Regions from separate parts of the Mus musculus genome. Here region 2 is linked to region 1. A link is a loop called in an ENCODE intact Hi-C map of the cell type or tissue named here. Cell type or tissue: left cerebral cortex. All regions are shown on one strand. Each heading gives the region's core, and the rest is flanking DNA. Links, peaks and the distances in the headings are about the cores only.

The links. A loop is a pair of places that touch in the nucleus more often than their neighbours do. Peaks named below come from ENCODE experiments on the same cell type or tissue, not always from the same donor. Only the 100,000 strongest peaks of a DNase experiment are listed, where the experiment ranks them.
Region 2: it touches region 1 in a loop (9-fold over the local background); 24 of 42 quality-filtered maps call a loop at or near these places.

The regions. Positions count from the first base shown.
Region 1 is chr9:29,660,343-29,663,251 of GRCm38, forward strand. It overlaps a transcript of Ntm not described here. Among named protein-coding and RNA genes, the nearest start is that of Gm15521, 29 kb to the left of the region's middle. In left cerebral cortex, for the core only: a CTCF peak has its summit at 1,309 (motif pointing right); DNase peaks (open chromatin) are centred at 1,313 and 1,613; H3K27ac peaks cover 372 bases.
Region 2 is chr9:30,425,358-30,428,266 of GRCm38, forward strand. It overlaps Snx19 (sorting nexin 19), which reads left to right and starts at 1,972. Exons shown (of 11, transcript NM_028874.2): 1 at 1,972-2,909. The coding sequence starts at 2,211. Gm30933 (predicted gene, 30933) reads right to left here and starts at 1,621. Exons shown (of 3, transcript NR_169179.1): 1 at 1,510-1,621. In left cerebral cortex, for the core only: a CTCF peak has its summit at 1,620 (motif pointing right); a DNase peak (open chromatin) is centred at 1,649; H3K4me3 peaks cover 1,309 bases; H3K27ac peaks cover 622 bases.

The DNA of each region.
Region 1 (2,909 bases), core at 255-2,754:
GGAAACAACCCCTTATCTATTGGGAGACAGCCAAGATAACCAGTTGACAAACAGTGGCTGACAGATGAGCTGCTTGGCTGTTTAACACACTTAATAAAACAGTGTAGCCGCGGGAAATCACTGTCTTGCTGAACAGCTGTATCCCAGGGGTTTCCACAGCAAAGATCCTTTGGTCTCACACTACAATAAACACAAAGATGGATCTGGAGGTGGAGGCCCAAGAGGTGGGAGTACCAGTGAAGGCGGAGGTCTGCACACAGGCTAAACATCCAAAAAGACAAAAGACTCCACATATGGAGAGATGGAGAAGGAAAGAGGCACCTTGTGGGGTGCCTGGCTTACCAGAGAGCTTTCATTTCACTGGTGAGTGTATTGGGTTGAGTTTCAAATAAAGGGGAAGATAAAAGATCAAATCCCACGAACAGTTAGCCCGTGTTTTGAAAACTAATCCAGAGCTCAGGGTGATGCCCACTCTCTAAGCTCTGTGACTACCCATCCTTCAGTGAGGTGGGTGGGGGTCCCTGGTAGCATCCTCTCAAAGGGAAGATTTGTGTCTCCTTCTGAGAGTTTCAGAGATGGAGCTTTTCAGGTAAGCAGGCAGGGAACTTAGGCTTGCCAAGTGGGTTCAACGTGGACCTTATTTTGCACCATTGAATGGAAACAAAAGGCTGTTGCAATTCTAATGCAAGGAGTTCCATTCCTAGGTCATTGTCATGGCTTGGCAGCTTCCTAGAGCCTGGCTTTTCCTCAGGGGCTGTCATGGGCCAAAAGAAACTGAGGTGTAACCCTGTTCCCCTGTTCAAGTTCATCATTTTACAAATGGTGAAGCTGAGACCACGACGGCTGTACACACACACACACACACACACACACACACACACACACACACACACAGCAAACTAATCTTTAAGAATGGGTTTCCTATCTTCAGTGCCACCATCTCCTCTTCTGGTATGAAAATGCCTTGAGAAAACAAGAAACTGCAGTTATTTCTCAAAACATTTTAGTTTGAATTCAGGGGATGCCCAAACACGCCTCTCTGCAATGTACCTTCTTTATTGGTAACTATGGGCATGTATACACACACACACAGAGAGAGAGAGAGAGAGAGAGAGAGAGAGAGAGAGAGAGAGAGAGAGAGAGAGAGAGAGAGAGAGAGAGAGAGAGAGAGAGACCAAATACTCATGGAGGAAGAGATAGAGGAGTGAGAAAGGGAAGGAGGGAGGGAGGAAGGGAGGGACAGTAAGAGGGAGGGAAGGAGGGAAAGAAAGAGGAAAAAGAGAGCATTATTTCCTATGGCCACAAGAGGGCGCCAGTACCCCATGCTAGACCTCCACTAAGCTGTACCTGCTGTGTGTATATTTATTTTCAATGAGGTCAGGAGGACCAAGGTTGTAAAATAACATATTTTCACTTGTTTTCCTTCTTCCATCTCAGACATAGCATTTTTCCAAAGTCAATTATCTTCCCAAGATGCTATTTTCCCCTCCCCTTTTCTCTATGCTTTTTCAACCCATCAGTGTCTGTCACCAACAGACTGGGCACAAGGAAGGGCCCTCAAAGGAACCTCCTTTTCCATAACTGGGGATGTCAAGTCCCCGTTCTGGCGTTTTACTTTTAAAAAGCTGTGTTCATGTAACAGCTCTGCTCTCCTGCCTCCAAGGAAGAACTGAGATGGCAGGGATCCAACAGTGACTATAAGAGCTCCTGGATGCTCACATGGGTTCCACCTAGCAAGAACAAATAGCAATTGCTATATTTCCCTATAGGAAACAAACACAATTGCAGCAGCATTCAGAGCCATTCATAATCAGAGGCTTTGTCCATTTGCACAGATAGGTGGGTGACCAGGATTACTATAAGGAGACAGGAAGAAAGTCACTCACCTTCACAGGCGTGAAGACAGACATGGTGGGGGGGGGGGGATAATTAGCACTTCTCAGAAAATATTTCCCTGAGGTGTACAGAAATGCAAGGGGGTGCTGGGCAGATGGGCCTCCTTTCAGGGAGGCTATGATGAGAGGAGGAGGCTACCACCATCTTATAGCTGAATACCAGACCAAGAATATGCCCCACCCACCCACCCACCCAGGAGCCCTGGGTAGCCCTAGTTCCACAGGTTCTCCAAGTGGCCCAGCACTGCAAAGTCTTTAGTGTTTCCATTCTAGAAATTTCCACTAGGCCCCCTGCATGTACCAAGAGTTCTACAAAACTCACCTGATCAAGGCACTCTCATACAGCCTTCTCTGTCACCTGATGGCCCTTGAGACGCAATTCCCTGCCCTATCCTTGCTGATCAAGTCATTGTAGTCAGAGACAATGATATCAGGCAGCTTGAGTCAGACCTTGACAAGAGTCAGTGACATGATGGGGACTATCAGGGGGACTGTAGGGAGTACCAGCTGCCTGGGCAGCCACGCGTCTGCTGGGGTATCACCCTGCTTTCCAAGTCATGTGGAACTGGGCTCATCTGTGGCTTGGAGTGTGTTTGCTGTGTAAGCTTGGGTATGCTGCAACTGTAGCTGCCTTTAGAGGAGCAGCTTGGCTGCCTGCATCCTGAAGGCATGCGAGTGTCTGTGCTCTGCTGCAAGGCCCCCACATTGCAGTTCCTTCTGTCTTCCTCCCATACTTCTGAGGTGTTCATGGGGAAGAGGAACTCACACCCCTGTGGCAGCTACACTCAGACCTGCCCTCCCTTGCCCCAGTCTGCTTCAGATCCACACGATACATTTAGGAGGAAAGAGAGGGTCAACAGCTGAGCATAGCACAGTAAAGAATCACCAGTGTGCTGGGCTATCCACTGCTATGATGCAGATGACAAGGCTAGCTCAGTACCCTGGAGTTGGGTCAAGAAGATGGATCTCTTTATTCCTGAGCAGACTATCTGCTGCTATCCTAGGGAACCAAAC
Region 2 (2,909 bases), core at 299-2,798, 770 kb after region 1:
GACACTCTTGGCTACCTCAGAGCTTCAGACCATCTGCTCAGGTGGCACAACGCCCACTGACAAGGTCAGTTCGTTGCTACCCTGCACTTTCGGTCTCATGATGCATGGGAGGTTTTTCTCTGAGCTGCAGAAGCGAAGTCCTAAGTGGTACCATTAGTTCTCCGCCATTTAAGTCTCTGCTGTGACTCTTGCGTGGGCAGCAGGGATATTTACTTCTCTAGAGCATTACTGTCAGGTAACTGTTCCCGGAACAACAGGATAGTTTGGGAGGACAAGACAGGCAGTCTGCAGGTCTCACATTCCTTTCAGTTGGGAGGAGGATACAGTGAAAGGATGTTCACCCTGGCAACATGAATTAGTGCTTTGTAACTCCAGAGATCACCTTGCCTGCCTAGAAACACTTTGATCCTAAACTATATTGTTGGCCTTTGAGGCTGTTAGTTGTCAACCACATCCAATTGTAGATGATGGTTTCCTTTGTATTCAAATAAAGTTATTACCTTGACACCAGCAGTGGAGACAGAAAAGGAAGCTGTAAGATCTCTCTGGTACAGGGTTGTTTTATTTTGCTTGGTTTTTTTTTTTTTTTTTTGCGGGTTGGGGGTTGTTTTGTTTTAGTTTTTGCTTTTTGTTGCTTTGTTTTGTTGTTGTTGTTGTTGGGTTGTTTTGTTTTATTTGGTGAATTTGCCTAAATCCTTCAAGGCTACAGCAGAGGACAGACTGGTAAAGAGCGATGGCATTCATCTGTGTCCAAATGGAAAGGAGAGCCACACTGCAGAGTCCAGAAGGACCAAGGTGGAGGCTTCACACAAAGAAGACATCAATGCTTCTACACATAGCCAGTGCCACTTTCAGATACTGACTTTCTTTGTAGGTCACTCTTTTTGAGTTGACAACTGGCAGATGTGTTCAAAGCAGAACACAGACAGGGGCAAATGTGTTAGAGGGTAAACTAAAAACAAGACGTCTCTTCCTCTGCCTTGCATGCCTATGCACATGGGAAGAAAAGGAAGCCGACAGGCAGAAAAGTCTTCAAGATTCAGCACGAAGGCTATCTTCTTAATGGGTTCCCTTTAACCATTGCGATTCACTAAAATCATTCCAGAACGTACTTAAGATTTTGCAATTCACTATATCTTATAGGGACTCGCTTTACTGAAAGCTGATTTACGTCAAATAAACTCATTCCCCCAATTAGCTTCAAGGGCTACAAGGACCCACTCTTCAAGCCAGTGACTAAACATAGGAAATACTCTCTAGAAACCTGCCCCACATCTTAATACTTACCTTTGACTACTCCGGAAAACAAAAGAGGTGGACTGTGAATTGAGTAGAGTTGGGAGGGGGGTCGGGGGGGGGGGTGGAGTGGGGGTAGAGGTGGGGCGTTCTGGAAGAAGCAAGGAGAATTTTTAAAATCCCTCATCAATCTAGCTCCCAACAGTACGTCTCCAAGGGAATTAAAACAAAGCTCATTACGGAAAGTTTCCCTAAACCTCTAGAGATATTTACAAACAGCACTTTAAAGAGCCTGGGCGAGTATCCGTTTTGGCCCAGGTGAGCACGGGCTCTGGGTTCTCAGCTTAGCAGAGCGGTGTGTACGCCCACCGTCACCACCGCTCCTCACCACCAGGGGGCGTCCGTGGCTCCGATCCACCAGGCCGCTCTCCCAGCGTACCCCGCTCCCGCAGGCCGCGACCCGGAAGCTGTCGCCGGCTGCTAGCCGGCCCGCTGCTCTGTCCACTTTGGAGTTGCGGAGTGTAGTGGCCTGGGCGGCCGGAGCTTGTTGTGGCTGCTGGCCGCGGCGGTCGGAAGGATCCCCACCCCCCCAAGAGTTCGTTCCCAGGGGCGCAGTCTGAGCACGGGTCCCCCAGCGACGTGTGACCCGATCTGCCGGCTGCTGCTTCGGAGTTCGTAAGTGTCCGTGGGCCGCGCGGGGCTGCGAAGAGACTCTCCGCCTGGGCCATGATGGAGGCCGGCAAAGTTTTCCTCATCTCGGCTGGAACAGGCTAGTTGATGGGCCCTGTCGACAGAAGCGAGCGGGAGAAGCAGAGCTTTTTCTGTCGCTCTGCAGTGCCAGTAGTATCGAAGGTCCAGAGTTCACTCAGTAGCAGCTGGACTTGTTCTCTTCGGTGACAGTTCATGCTCCCACTCCTGACACCAAAATAAAATCGGAGGCTGTCATCTGTGGAAACATACCTGTCCTTTCAACCATGAAGGCACAAACAGTGTCCCCTACCCAGGGGACTATCTCCGAGTCCAGTTATGTCCACAGCAATCTATGGAGTAGCCGGAAGCTAATGATCGTGGGGGTCTTGGTGGGCTGGCTACTGGTCATCCACCTTCTGGTCAACATGTGGCTTCTGATCCTTCTATGTGCATCGCTGGTAGCGCTGGGAGGATGGCTGGGCTCCACTGCCATCCTAGGGGCTTCAGGTCAATTGCACCTGGAACGATTCATTACCATCACCACCTGTCCTCCATGTCCCGAGGCAGAAAGGCAGCTGGAACAGGAGATTAACCGCACTATCCAGATGATTATCCGAGACTTCGTGTTATCCTGGTATCGTTCTGTGAGCCATGAGCCGGCCTTCGAGGCAGAGATGGAGGCAGCCATGAAAGGGTTGGTTCAGGAGCTTCGAAGGCGGATGAGCATAGTGGACAGCCATGCTCTTACCCAGAGGGTTCTGACTCTCTGTGGTTGTCACCTGCAGAGCTATATTCAGGCAAAGGAGGCTACTGCAAAGGAGCAGAGCTGTCCAGTTCAGCCCTCCCAGCTGTGGGATGCTTACTGCCAGGTTACAGCTCCCCATCCTGCCATGAGCTGTCCCACCACGGAGGTCACTTATGCACGTGGCATTGTGAACTTGATACTAAAAGAGTTAGTGCCCAAGCCCCACCTGGAGACGAGG